Regions from separate parts of the Homo sapiens genome. Here region 1 is linked to region 2. Evidence: chromatin loops called from intact Hi-C (ENCODE). Cell type or tissue: mammary epithelial cell. All regions are shown on one strand.

Evidence for each region. Peaks named below come from ENCODE experiments on the same cell type or tissue, not always from the same donor. Only the 100,000 strongest peaks of a DNase experiment are listed, where the experiment ranks them.
Region 1: a loop joins it to region 2, with 2.3 times the contacts of the local background. A loop is called at or near these places in 1 of 110 quality-filtered maps.

What each region holds. Positions count from the first base shown.
Region 1 is chr5:19,471,299-19,479,298 of GRCh38, reverse strand. It overlaps CDH18 (cadherin 18), which reads left to right. Exons shown (of 13, transcript NM_004934.5): 13 at 5,583-8,000. The coding sequence ends at 6,073. Among named protein-coding and RNA genes, the nearest start is that of CDH18, 510 kb to the left of the region's middle. In mammary epithelial cell, no CTCF peak of the experiment used is centred here; no DNase peak of the experiment used is centred here.
Region 2 is chr5:19,319,453-19,327,452 of GRCh38, reverse strand. No RefSeq gene overlaps it. Among named protein-coding and RNA genes, the nearest start is that of LINC02100, 580 kb to the right of the region's middle. In mammary epithelial cell, no CTCF peak of the experiment used is centred here; a DNase peak (open chromatin) is centred at 4,512; H3K27ac peaks cover 798 bases.

The DNA of each region.
Region 1 (8,000 bases), 150 kb before region 2:
AAATTGTAAAATTAATATTTTAATATTAAAAAATTTTCCCTCTCAGCTTCTTGTTTGTGAAAATGGCTATGATTGTACAAACCCAGCTCTAGTTTTGCCAATAACTGTGTGATCTAAAGCCACACATTCAGTTTTTCTTGTTTCTATTTCTAAACCTGTGAGAATGACATTTCAGTTGAAAGGACCTTAGAGTCATTCTGTAGAATTTTGAAATGCTTATTCTTGTTTTATTAAAGATTGCATATGGTTCAACATTTTACAACATGGTCGGAATCCATCTATGTATACGTTGAATGGTGCTTGTCAACCAAAGAGGCTAACTTTAAATGATAGATATAAACATTATGAGCTGAGTTACTGTCTGTTGAGGTTACCTTTTTCAGGTCTATTGCATATGATGGATGGAAGAGAATTTAGAGTGAGCCTTTATGATGCAATCAGAATTTACCATGACAGTAGAGGTAGCTGAAATCCTCTCTCCCTCCCAGAGGCCTGACTTTTATTTCCCAACTTTACCCCATCTCTTGCCAGAGGGACTAGAGTAGTTGGCAAGGCAAATCTTGATCACACTAGGCATAAGTCATTGAGTCGGGATCTGACTGGGACCTCTTCCAGCTACCCTTTCAGTCCACAGCTTACATATAAGCAGGTAACCTAGGTGAGGCCACCATAAGTGAGACATGGATTGCTCCCTAATATTGGATATAAATTTCCTGATAAATGAGGATCAGAATGGAGTTGGTGTGAACACGTGGTGAACTAAGAGAAGAAGATGGAATTGGTGAGGAGATAAAGGTCAGCCTGCTTTTCATTTGAGCTATTTCAAATGGTTTTGTGTGCTACCCTTGGTTTAAAAATCTAAGGTTTCAGAGAGAGATGCCACTCCCAAGTGTGGCAAGTCACACTCCGTAAGTCAATAAAAATAACCTCCCTGACTCAGGCCACCTCAATTCTACCAAATTCAGTGCCAACATATGATGGTATGACAAAGAATCAAGTGGTATTTGAGGTTTAAAAAATTCTGCTATGCAAGCTACTTAGGGAGGAGTATGTTGAGATTCAGTATGGAATGGGTTCAAATTCAAGTTGTATGATAGTTTATATTATGGGAACTGAAAGCCACTTAGTATGCCAAGCACTGGAATGATACATAATATATAGGAAAAAATACATATTATGAGAAAACAAATACAAAAAATGTTTCCCCATCTTTGAATTACTTGATGATAAAATTAATTCATAAAACTCCACAAATTTATTCTAATTTATAATATAAAATGATAATCTCACGGGCATTTAAAATTCTGCCCAAACTTGAACAGAAGAAAAAGAAATTCACTAACCAAGGATAAAATATTTATTTTAGACTAAAGACATGTAAAAAATTCTACAGCTTATTCAAGTTTCAATCCAGTTGGCTTCAAATTATATCATAAATTATTTATTATTTTGTACAAAGAAAAACAAGTTCTATATCTTTTCTTTTTTTTGTAACACCACCTTGGTTCTCTCATATTGTATTTTACCAGATGACTCACTGTAAGAAGAGGTACCTTGCCAATGTGTATGCTTTGATAGGTTATCAGGGTCATTTGAATACATTCTTTTGACTGTCAGTTTTTAAATAAGGATTTGACTCTATTTATATGTATAATTATTATCTGCACTCATTCTTTTAAAATATACTTTGGTCTTAGGATTTTTTTTGGAAACATTTCATTTGTTTTTCAAACATTAAGAAATATTCTCCAGTACAATTAGGAGTTTGATGTTATTAGTAACCATAAGCTAATTTTTAAAAAATATCTTAAAATTATTTTCCTAGTGAGGCTATTACTGTTCAGGGTAATTCACTTAACACAATGTCACATTACCATTTTCACAGAGATTTTTTTTTTGTTTGTCCACATGATAATTGTTTATGGAGTATCTACCTGGTGCCATCTGCTCCAGAAATATCTGTGGAACCAACAGGAATGAAAATAAGTTCATCAGGAACACAATGTACAACATTTTTCTGAGTTGATTTGAATTTATCTTTAACTAGAGGGATCCTATGTCTGCATTTGCCCTGATGTCCTGACATAATTATGAACAACATCCCCTTTCACTCAAAAATGTCTCAGATTTTGATTTTATACATATATATATATAAATATATATATATATCTCCTTTTATTAAATAAGTATGTAACAAGCCTAGGAATCACTGAATACTAGCAAATAATATCCAGAAAGGTAGCAAATACTACCTTTTCTGGGGAAAAGGTAGATGTAAACCTTCAACGTTCAAATGTAAATGGTCTCTATATTTTGAATCATAATATATCTGAATTATTTTCTTAACTTTTGAGAAATAGAAACTATATGCCATGATAATTAAAAAGCCAGGATTATCCCTGTATTTCATTAAGTGAATATGATACATATGCAAAGATTGAAAAATTGCACAAATATTGAAGGATGCAAATTACCTCCATACCTCTATGGCAGTATTGATTACATATTCCCTGTTGTGTCTGCACATAAATTCCCTTGACATCAACCACCAACCAATTCAATATAAAAGAAAATAACTTGATTTATTGGTGAAGGTAAGAAATTGTATTATAATAAATTAGGCAGTCTTTATAAATAGGTCTTTCGATCTAGAACAGCCTCCTCATTTAATTATAAAGATGAACAGAGATATATATCGTGCATGATAAATCTAAACTTCTGAATACAGTGGAGTGAATTACTTGAGGATGTTGTTTGGAGCTTTGAATTAGAAAACTGTAAGGTGGATTTATGCTAAAATACACAGGCAGTTATTAAATGCATATTTCCTATGTTCAGCAAAAGCCTTTTTTACCCCAAAATAAAGGCATATATTAAGCAATGTCTTTGACATATAGGCAACGTATATGGGAAAATCTGTAATTCTGTGCATAATATTTGTAGATCAGGGCATGTGTAGCACCAACATTTCATTTTCAGCTTTCTGTAACCACTTCATTTTAAACAGTAGTAATTCAATGCTTCCCATGTCTGCTGTAGTGACCCTCATTGAATTTTCTCATTACCTTCCCAATGCTAATATCTTTTCATTTCACACGTTTCTGGATGGTTCTATGACTTTCTCTACAGATGTTTTTTTCCTGTCTTTTTGGTTCCTTCATAGTCTCCCATTTGCCTTTCCTCTGCAAAACTGGGTACCTCCCAGTGCACAGTGACCATCCCTTTCTCTCACTTTCCTTTCCATCTCTGGCTTTAAAATCTACTCCTCTTCCACAAGTTTTCTCTAGTTTTAAAACAGATAAAACTAGTCCATATAGATTAGAGTTATACATTAAAATGGTTAAGCTATAAAGAAGAACAAAGTAACCATAATGATAAAAGTGAAGATAAAAGTTACTTTGCAGAGGTAAGCAGTAAAAGGGCAGTTTCTGGGGGGAAAGTATGTTCTTTATCAGAGTTAGATAACCTGGTGTTTGATTCACAACCATTCATTCAAGTTCACTTATAATCAAGGTTGCCAGACACAATGCAGTATACCCAGATAAATGTGAATTTCAGATAAATAAGAAATATATCTATATCTGTATATAGGTATGTATGTGTATATATAACATAAATATGTCACAAGGAATAATATAATAATATTTGGAACATATGCATGTATGCTTAGCACAATATTTGCCTGTGTGTATCTCAAATATTATATGGGACACACTTAATACCTTATGTGTATGTGTGTGTGTATGTGTGTGTGTGTGTGTGTGTTGCAGATGGTCTCCAACCAACAATAGTTTGACTTAAGATTTTTTGACTTAACAAGGATGTGAAAGCAATATGCATTCAGTAGAAACCATATTTTGAATTCTGATTCAAAATTCTTTATATCTTTATTATAAAATACGTTTTGTGTTAGATAAGTTTGGCAAACTGTAGGCTAATGTGTTCTGAGCACATTTAAGGTAGGCTAGGCTAAGCTATAATGTTTACTAAATTATGTGTATCAAATGCATTTTTGATTTAAGATATTTTCAACTTCAAATGGGTTTATAAGAATGTAAGCTTACTGTAGGTTGAGAAGCATGTGTGTGTGTGTGTGTGTGTGTGTGCTGTTATTGATCTCAAATTCACGTTTAATTGAGAATCCTGCCATTTATTTTTGTTTGCTAAATATAACAACCTTAAATGTCAATCGAATGTACCTCCCTGATTATTATGAAGTAAAGAATGTTAAAAATATTAATGGGCATCATTATCACCATCATAAAGCCTAGAATATCAGCTGAGCAGGAAAAGAGCAGTCTATAGAGCTGAAGTAAATAATACTCAGCCTAGTAACACAGCCTATAACAAATTTGATGTGAGGGAACTATTTCTATTTAGTAACAGTTTAATTTCATCAAATAGAAACAGTTGAAAATATTGATAAATGGCCAAAGCAAAGTTCCCAAGACACATTTCTATCACATCTTCTAATGTTTGCAGCATTATTGGAAATAAAGACAAATCCACCATATTTAGCAAGAGCTATCCTAAGGCACATGTCCAGTTGGACACTCAGTTTATTATTTCATGTCTTTGAAATACTGAAGTAGAGTATTTTTATAGTAGAAATATCATTACCTGTGATGCGAGAAATCACATTATGGTACAAGCTCTTCCACTTGCCATCTGTGTGATCTTATCTTTTGATCTTGGTTATTTAGATACTCTTTCCTGAGTCTCAGATTCCTCATTCTCATTTATGCCTAGTGTTCCATTATTGGAACATTAAGCTTGTGGAAGTTATTTATGTCCTACTGCTCAAGGTTATCGCCAAAGTCTGATTTTTCACACACAAAAAATTGCAACCTCAGGCATAAATGGGTTAAAAATAGAGTAAAGCCACAGCTCTGCTGTGAGAATTAAATAAATAAGTTATATAAAGAACATTCATAAATCAAAAAATTCCTATGAAACAAGTTGTGTACAAATAATGAAACATTATTTTGTCCCTGAATGGGAAAATGCAATTATTAATGCATGATAATATAATTTTAAAGGATAATTGACAAAAGAGATCAACATTAAAATATTTCTGCTTTGATTTTCTACAAAGCATCAAAATTTAAAGGGTTTAACGTTAAGGCTCCTTCTTCCAATATTCCAGAAACTTAAAACATCTTTAGTGTATCTACCTAGAAGGATTAAATATCTATAGAGAGACCAGCTCACTACATTATTTTTTGAGTTAAAATTTCATATTATTTTTTCATCATGTGTTTATCTCACTTTAATCACTAAATGGTTTTACTGAAATATGAGCCAAGAAACCTACATCTTAGCAAACTGAGAGTATTGTGGTTTTCTATAGAAGATCAGCAATTCGCAATGTCTCCTGGGGTAATCATCTTTTACATTATTTGAGGCATTACAGTACCTTGCGGTGTTATTCAGAGAGCACAGAGTGAGTTGTGCTGCAATGCCAGCCTAACTCTGGAATGTGGTTAATGACGAATGGGAAAATGGGAAATTGCTGTTGTAAAATCTCTAAGAATTTCCTTCCTGTTTTCTTAATTCTTCATCCTTTTTCCATTCTTCCTCAGCAATTGTGGTACTTTTTATCACCCTGAGGCGCAGCAAAAAAGAGCCCTTGATCATTTCAGAAGAGGATGTACGGGAGAACGTGGTCACCTATGATGATGAAGGAGGCGGAGAGGAAGACACAGAGGCCTTTGACATCACAGCCTTGAGGAATCCTTCTGCTGCTGAGGAGCTCAAGTACCGGAGGGATATCAGACCTGAAGTGAAGCTCACTCCCAGACACCAGACATCATCCACCCTGGAAAGCATAGATGTTCAGGAATTTATTAAGCAAAGACTGGCAGAAGCAGACCTAGACCCTAGCGTTCCCCCTTATGACTCTCTTCAGACTTATGCCTATGAGGGTCAGAGATCAGAAGCTGGGTCTATCAGCTCGCTGGATTCAGCAACGACACAATCAGACCAGGATTATCACTACCTTGGAGACTGGGGACCCGAGTTTAAAAAGTTAGCTGAACTCTATGGAGAAATAGAATCTGAAAGAACAACTTAGGGGGTCAGTTCTTGCAACCTTGTGGAATTTGCTTCCTGAGTAAGTGGATATACAACCTCAGCAATGACAAGGAAGAAGTGTGGAAACAGTACTTGGAACTGAGGAAGCTGGACACAGCTCCTGTAGAAACAAGTGCCCTTTTCATGATCGAAACTGGGTTATTTAATTGGAAGAAAGTAAAAAAAAAAAAAAAAAGACAATACAAAGAAAAAGTTATTGTTCCTTGTGTATATTTTCAATTGCTCAATAAAGTCTGTGGTACTGTTTATTAAGAATACCTGAATTAAGCCAAACAATGATATTTGTTTCAATATATTGTGATTTATTTTTTTCAAAAGCAAAACTAAACAGAAAGGCTCAAGATCACTGGTGGTTATGACTTATAGGGGTGGTAACACTAATACAGGAAACTTGTGAAGGTAATCACAACCTCTTTTATCACTTTTCTGGGTGAAACCTTGAGAACCACACTCTGTTATTATAACAGATCTCATTAGCCTTGTCTTGTGTTTATATTACATGAGGTATTTCCACTCTATCATGGACTTGTATGTACCATTTCCCTTTGCCCTCCCCAGTTCTTTTCTCCATACAAAACTGATGGAGCATGGGGATTTGCTGCCTGCACTATAATGTATGCAACTTCAGTGCACCAGTTGTGTGCTGTACTGAGCACGAGACTATTGTCTCTATCCCGTACACCCCCTTTTATTTTAATGGGATACTCCTATTTTTAAATGGACAGAAAGAATAGTTTAAGGTATGTTATGAAAATCTGATATGTCAGGGAATAATTTAATTTTAAAAATAGCCACACACCTTATCTTCTACCAAATGTTGGGGAACTTTTTTTTTCCTTTTTTCCACTTGTTTTATTATATTTAAATCAGCAATTTTGGTCATTTCTCTATTTAAAATTAATTGTCAAATATTTTGCTGGCTGGTTTGTACTTCAGTCTAATTCACTTATTTTCAACACGAGCAGTAATTAAAAATAAGTACCTCACACAATAACAATGTAGTCTGAAAGACTATCCTCCAATGAACGTAAATGTCATAGAATCATAGTTGACTTACATTTATTCCTTACACAGTTTCAGATTTTTTCCATCTCACTGATAATTAGTTTGGTATCAACAGGAAAATGTGTAGGACTAGGAGCAAAAAAGGAGATTCACAGTTATTATCCTCAGATATGTTTCCGAAAGTCTCTGTGTTCAGGGTCCAAACCACAAAGTAGAGATGGCAATGACTTCCCTGCCCACCTCACAGGGTTGTTGTGAGGATTAAATGAGCATCTGTAAAATGCTTTGCCAACTGCAAAGTATTCAATTGCATAAAAGCTTGCAGACGCTTATCTAATTTTCTAGTTTCATTAGCTTATAAATATATATTTACATGCATCTGGCATAAAATATTATCACAGGAGAATTTCATGAAATCTTCAACAGTGAAGCTACTGTTTAAATATATGTACACAATTCCAATTATTTTAATATTTTCATAAGCTAATTTCTGAGAATTTGGGTGGGGCTTTTTTTTTCAAATTGTTTTAGATAATGTTTTGTTGTTGTTGCTATTGGCCTTGAAGTAAGAATTCATACCATAATGGTCCTATTTTCTAAAACTGGCCACATCTATATATTTCAGAAATATTGAAATTCTTAAATACATGAAATAGGAATTAGTTGACACCGGAGTTTTTCCTTTGCTCTTTAAATTTATCATTATCAGTGTCCCCAAAAGTTATATGACATTTTCTGTCTGTTTCTACCCATGTGCAAAATTTTGGATTTTACCTCTGTTTGCAATTGCCCTGTGCTATCATATTATAATTTGAGGTATGGGAAGTAAGTAAGCTTAATTTGAATAATTCTCAATTTGTGTTTTAAGCCTGAGGAATAAAATGTAATTTAAGCTTTTTACG
Region 2 (8,000 bases):
CTGCCTCAGCCTCCTGAGTAGCTGGGACTACAGGTGCACACCACCATGCCCGGCTAATGTTTGTATTTTTAGTAGAGATGGGATTTCACCATGTTGGCCAGGTTGGTCTTGAACTCCTGACCTCGTGATCTGCCCACCTCGGCCTCCCAAGGTGCTGGGATTACAGGCATGAACCACTGCACCCGGCCTAATAATGATTTGTATTAGGTGTTTTCAAACCCTGAAATAAGATTTAATAAAGAATTATTCTTTATTTGATAATGTATTGCTTTATTCCAATGAAAATAGACAACTTTTATTTCATGCAGTATGGTAGATATTGCATCATATGGAATCTGACATAGTAGCCTATCCCTGAATAAACCTCTTCACTCTGTGCTGGCGGGTTATCTTACATGTATGCCAATTTTCCTAAAAAACATAATCCTATATACTATGGATTAAAAACATTATCCTATACATTACATAATGTTATGTAATCATAATGCCACGAATATTTTAATCTGGCCAGTGTGACCTGTCTCCTCAAAGTTTTAAAAACCTCTGTCTTACAAACACCATGTCCAAAATTTATGCCTATAATAAATTTAACAGTGTTACTTTTACACTTACTGATGAAGATACTGATTGTTCATGTTTTAGTCTTAGATTCTTAAAGAAATGAAGAAGGAGGAAATTAGCATCATAAAACTATAATCAATTCTGCAAAATATAAAATGCATGAATGTATAAGTACTGTATTAACGGAATAAGAGTTTTCCAGTGCTTCTTGCATATACTTAATGGATTTTATATTATTTGTAACATTCACAGTTACTTTCAGGAGCATGATTCACATTTTTACATTTTTTCAGAGCATCATTTCACTGTGTTTTATAGAATATGCTTGTATCCGTGTGTGTTTTCTGTGCCTGTGTATGTATCTATGTGTGTCTGTATGCTTGTTTTTCTGGGTGATGTTTGTGTGTCTTGGTGTATATTTGTATATTAGAATTACATACACTAGATACCAGAAAACGATGTGTATGCTCAATTACTAAAATTAAAACACACACACAAATTTGATGCCCCAAAATAAAAATAATTCTCAAAAATAAATTCTAAAATTCTGAAAAATAAAAATCTTTGTATTCTGATTCCTTTGTAAAAAATGTTTCCACATTAGCCATTTTTCTCTTTTCCGTCGCTTTTGTGTGTTTCTTGGCAGTTGTTTAATTTTCTCAAAATACGTCGAATGGTAATTTCCTCCGAGATATTTGGAAAGAGAACATCAAATATAGATACTTTGTGAATACCACCATCTTATGCAATTATGCTTTTCTTTCTCCTTCAACTTGAACATTGTGTGGCAAATGAGTCCCTGAACACTAATGGGATTTGCACTATGCTTGATACCCCAGAGCATTGCTTTTAGAATTGACAGTATGTAGGAAATGAAGCAAATACTCATTGTGAAGCAAACTATACAATTAAAGGGAAAAGTAGCAGCTGGGAAATGCAAAGATTTTATATGAAAATCATAGCAAACATTGCTTAACTTTATGGAACAAGATTTGCAATGGATTTGTTATCTGCTGTGGAGGATTCAGTGGAAAAACACAATTGCTAAGACTCACAGGGAACTTGCATTTTTTCAGTACTTTTCTCTTATGGGTTGAAACAGCACCTCAATTATGACAAATAAGTAGAAAAAAATGTATTCATTTGGAAAAATATATGTATTATAACTTGTTAATGTACACTCTAAAAACTCAAAGCTGTTTATTAGAATTTAAGCAAAGCATTACATATTATTTTAAAATTTGATATATTCAAACTGTTTATTGTTAAAAAAGTGTTTAATAGGAATATTTACTTAACATCAATTGAATATATGTAATACATATATACACACATATATTCATATATATGGCTATGTATACATTATTGCAAATATAGCATACCTCTATCTCAGAGTTCTCACAAAATATTTCATATGAATGTTGCTGTAAGTACTTATATTTTCTAATACAAATTGCTTTTCTTTTATTTGGAAATATAACATAAAACAAGATTCCATATTGATCGAATAAAGCTCATTTTTTCTTCTTCTTTTCTTCTTTTTTTTTTTTTGGACAAACCTCATGATAGTAATAATACCTTGATTCTAAAACAAACTTCTTTAGATTTGAATATTTCTGAAACTTGAATTTGCAATAAATTTTTTATAAAAAACAAAATTATTGGCACTTCTCTTTTATCCTTTCATTATAAAATAATAGCATAATAAAACCAGTACTGGTAGTTTATTTTCTTAAGAAAAACATGGTAAAATAATAAAAACATTTTTTTCTTTCCTTTTTTTTTTTTTTTTTTTTCTGAGATGGACTCTTGCTCTTTCACCCAGGCTGGAGTGCAGTGGCGCAATCTCAGCTCACTGCAACCTCTGCCTCCGAAATTCAAGAGATTATCCAGCCTCAGCCTCCCAAATAGCTGGGATTATAGGCATGCGCTGCCGCGCCAGGTGAATTTTTTTGTATTTTTAGTAGAGACGGGGTTTCACCATGTTGGTCAGGCTGGTCTCCAACTCCTGACCTCAAATGATCCACAGGCGCCTGCCTCCCAAAGTGCTGGGATTACAGGCAAGAGCCACCTCATCCAGCCAATAACAACATATTTGAAAACACTTTCATATCCATTATCTTTAATTATCTTAAATTATCTTTAATTATTTCATTTAGCAGATTGTCCCTGAATATTTAATATATAATCTGCACCAAGTATAACGATAAATTTGGCAGAGATCTAGCTTTTATGAAACTCTGAAACCAGTGGCAAAAATATTTAAAATAACTGTTTAATATAATACAATGTTATAATCCAATATAATTTGTGGCTCAATCTATACCACACAAAAATGATCAGAAAATGATTTTTGGAGAAGAAAACAGTTTAGTCCTCAGAGATGACTACATATTAGTAGCTTAGGGATTGACATATTGATATTACAAAGATAAATAATATTGATCCAATAGTTTACTTGAAATTTGGCAAGAGAGCAGATTTTAAGTGTTCTCACCGCACACACACAAAAAACGGTCACTATGGGTAGTGATGGATGTGTTAACTTGACTGAGGTAATCAGTATACCACATACACTTTTTAAATCATCACGTTGTCCACCTTGAATACATACAATTTATTTGATTTTTAATTGAAAAATAAAATTGCATATATTGATGGTGTACAACATGGTGCTTTGTTCTATTTGTACATTGTAGAATGAGTAAATCCAGCTAATTAGCATATATATTGCCGAACATATTTATTTATTTTTGGTAAGACAACTTAAAATCTACTCTCTTAGCAATTTTCAAGTACACAATATATTGTTATTAACTGTAGTCACTGTGATGCCTAAAATAATTATTTTAAAAAGTCTTGGAAATGAGAAAGATTACTCAAACAAAGCAGTTTGGGACAACTGAAGTTAAAGTAAGGGGAAAAGATAATACTAGAAAAGAAAGAAGGAAATAGAGCATCGAGAGTGTTGCATGTTCTGACAAAGTGCTTGGACCTGACTCTTCGGACAACTGGGAACTGCAAAGCTTTTCGCTTCATCCAAATAAAAAATTTTACTGGATCTTGCCCCTCAGATAATTTTTCAGTCCTATCTCATATCCTTTCATGGGAAAAGACAGGCAATGATTTCAGTCTCATAAGGCCTTCCATTTCTGAAATCTATTTTCTTCCTTTTTTTTTCTCAAAAACTAGCCAATTCTTGTATGTGCTCACCTTGTAATACCCAATAATACTAGACACTATTATTTCCATTTTTTTAAAAATCACCGCTATCTAGGGGCTTTAGTTTTACCAGTTTTTTTTTTTGTATTTTAAAGTTTCTAACATGAATCTCCAGTTTTTCAAACTCCAATTTCATTTTTCTGTCTCTTATCTCCAATCTCCCATACGCTATATTATATGTTTTAGGGTTTGGTATATGAATGAACCCAATTATATGTTGATAAATATTCAACAAATAGCTATCTAAAAAATCAAAAAGCATTTGATTGTTTCTTTGGTATAAATATTCCCACCATGGGTGATTTGGTGCTGCCAGTTTTCTGTCTATGAATGAAGAGCTGGGGTTTCCAGAACCGGCAACACAAAGCCCAATCAAAGACACTACTTTCTGTATGAGTTAAGGTAATGATAACAAAAGTTTCGATTCCTCATCCTGATTATATTGGTAGATTGAAAATGGTCCTACTTTTTTCATGCCCTTTAAAATATAACTTGACTATAACTTTGTTCTTTCTCCCATGAAAAGGGAGTTTATTTCTCAGTTTCTTGAATTTGAACTGTCCCTGTGATTTGCTTAGCCCTCTGGAAGTTACTCTGTGTTGTAGAAGTTACTCTGTGTCAGTTCTGGTTCTGAGCCTAGGTCTCAAGAGTCTTTGCATGCTTCCATCCTCTATTTTACTCCTCTGCCTTCACCTTGAGAGCAAGCCCAGACAGGCCAGATGAGAGATGTTAGAGACAGGAGAAGAGCTGAGTCATCAGCTAAGAATAAGCAGGAACAGCCAGTTTCCAGCAAGGTCACCACCCAGAAGCCATAGCAAGCCCTGCTGGGTCCAGCCACACTCGACTCACGTGAACACAACCACACAACCATTCCACAAATGATTGAAAATTACTAATAGTGATTGTTCTAAACCAATAAATTCAAAAGTGGTATTTTATGCAGGAATTGTTCCAGTATAAATTGCCACCAATTCCAACTATGATATTCATAAATCACACTACATTGATCCCAATCTGAAGTTTAAACCTTTTCTCACTTGCTTTGTCTGCACACTCATGCACACACACACACACAAACACACACACATAACTGTTATGTAGCAAACAAAATAACTTGCACTATGTCTCTATTCAGTGGTTGAAAAAGAATACATTTTAGGGAATTTTTGAGGAAAGTCAGAAAACAATGATCAGACTAACATCTTATGAGGTACCTGCATTCTTATAACTTTCCATAATTTAATTAGCTTGATTTAATTATTTCTTCAAAGAGTTTTTTTTAAGATTTCTGATGTGTCACTTTTTTGGTTATTAAAAGTTTATAGAAGCTTTGTTTTTAGGATTCATTTTGGAATAAAGTGTTTTATTATTAATACTTTCACTGACAAGTGCATGAAAAGTTTAATTTCTTTTGATAAATTGTAACTCTGAATTGGATTTTCAGAGTTGTCACAGTAGTAACATAAATTGAGATGTTTAATATTGTTTCTTGGCCAGGCCTGGTGGCTCACGCCTGTAATCCCAGCACTTTGGGAGGCCGAGGTGGGCGGATGACGAGGTCAGGAGATCGAAACCATCCTGGCTAACACGGTGAAACCCCATCTTTACCAAAAAATAGAAAAAATTAGCCGGGCGTGGTGGCAGGCGCCTGTAGTCCCAGCTACTCGGCAGGCTGAGACAGGATAATGGCTTGAACCCAGGAGGGGGAGATTGCATTGAGCCGAGATCGCACCACTGTACTCCAGCCTGGGCGACAGAGTGAGACTCTGTCTCAAAAATAAATAAATAAATAAATAAAATAAAATAATAATAATATTGTTTCTTTTAATTTTCTGCTTGTATAGATTCTATAAAATTATATAGCCACAAGTGATACAGTGATATTCACTAACATCAGCTGTGATTAAGGTTATTGTTCATGTCAACCTAAAAGGAAGAAGCTGAAGCAAAATTAATATAAAGAGTTTATTTGGGCCAAGGTTGAGGACTGCAGCCTGGTTGCCTTGGAGAATGTTCCAAAGAAAAAGGAAGAAGATAGAGTTTTTAAGTAAAAAAAAAAAAAAAAGAATCAGGAGGGGCGATTACAAAAGCAAAAGTTGTTTTTCAGGAATATCCGCTGGTTTACAAAAATAACATTGGCTAGTGATTGACTATACATTGCTGAACTCTATGGTGTACGGCATTTTATGGCTTCTTGATACTAGTTTGTCTAGAGAGCCTGGATAGCAAGTGCCTTCAAGAGGTAATTATTTAGCTCAAAGGGGAGTGAGACATGACTGCTGTTACATTTTAAATGCCTTTCTGGGCCTGACAATTTAAAGCAGCTCACATTCCTCAGATAAAAAATTGTGGTCTTTTTTCTTTCTCATTAATTTAAACGATATTTATTGAGCACTTACCATATTTAAGACATTACATTCACCTGATGCTAGAGATGAAGTGGTAAGCAGATTTGTTTCCTGTTTTTGCAAAGATTAATGATGACTAAGAACTAAACACACACAATAATCAAATATTCATTCTAAAAAATAGTTTTAAAAATTGGAATATAAAAGCTATAGGGAAAATTTGTGCTCCAATTCGAAACTATGTATTGTTTAAAGCACATTCTTAGTTGTCTGATTCTGTTTCTGTGAGGGCTCTGGGCTTTCATTGCCTTTGAGCTATTTTACGATTCCGTAAATTGGAGATGACTGATAGCAAAGACTATAATTCTGGTCTATAGATATGCAAATAAATTCTGTGCAGTGGAGAAATTATTCTTTTCTCCCCATGCCTCTGCTCCAGCTCCCGACCCTGATGAAAAAGCCAAGTTTGCAGCCAGCCATTTGCAAATTGATTTTAGTAAAGTCGAGCTACAAAAGTCTCTGCTTTTTTGACATGTGCTCATCTCATGTCTGCATAAGGTTTGTGAATTTAACTTTTTTGAAAGTGCCTTTTAACAAAGCAGATTTCAAAGTAGCTGGACTTACGCGGTTGTTGGTGGTGTCGGGGCAGTTAAGGCAGGATTCCCTGAGAATATGTTATTTTATCCAAAATATAAAGGTTTAGTAGGTGCTAATTAATGTCAGAGTGAAACAGCACTGGACACTTGTAAAAGACAGAAAGACAGGTTTTATTTTGAGTACTGCAGTGATGGAGAGATTCTAGTACAAACTGAGCTCAACTCCCACTGAGACAAAAGTAACTAGGTTTTTAAAGGGAGAACAGAGAGAAAACAGAAAAGATCTGTGGGAAAGTAAAAGAGGGAACAAAAAGAACTAGGGAACTATGGGGGAAGCAAATGGGGCAGAGTGAGGAGGAAATAGAAAATTACAGAAGGGGAGTAAGTGGAAAGTTACAGAAAATGGATTGAGACAAAATACATTTTGTGGTTCAGCAGCATTGCTCTTTCCTGAGCAAAGACTCTGCATGGGGGTTGGGGTTGTCTTTAGTGGCACAAGCTAGTTAGGTGGAAGCCAAGCTAAAGTCACCCTCTTACCACAATGTTGGGGAAGTCATTTGTGCCACATGAGACTTCACAGTTCAGATTAAGCACATTTATGGTGGATGGTTTCCTAGAAAGAAGGAATCAAATCTGTAAGGGCTCTGTGGTTGGGAGACCATATATATTTAAGAAAATAAAGTAAGGTGAGCTTGGCCACAGCAAGGAAAATTATGGCATGATTAGTGAGGATGCAGGAGTCATACCATGGAGGGCTCTGTAGCCCATGTTACAGGTTTTATTCTAATAATGTAAAATTAAGTTCTAGTGCTTCATCTATGAAGAACTAAAAGTTATTAAACAGGTTAGGTTGAGTTCATATTTCTGTTTTTAAAAAATCAAGCAAATACAATCTATAAAAGGGAGTGTTTGAAAGGGGTTAGAGTGGGCAAAACAAGATCAAGTAGAACTCTGTTGTAATTATCTAGGGAAAAATATAGGTGTACTTTGACTAAAAGTCAAGATCATAAAATTGTGGGAATCTCTAAAATATTTAAGAGGTAAAACCAATAGCCTTTGGCGATAGCTTGAATTTGGAAAAGATAAGGAATAAAAGTATTCCTGCATGAACAGCTGGTGTGACAGTTGTGTTTGTTTGTTCATTTGTTTTTGAAGCTCAGGAAAAATAGAAAGAACACATTTTAGAAAGTGAAGATCATGAATTCATTCTTAAACATTTTGAGGTACCATGCATGGCATGTAGATATGGCAATAGGAAATTGCGTAACTTTGT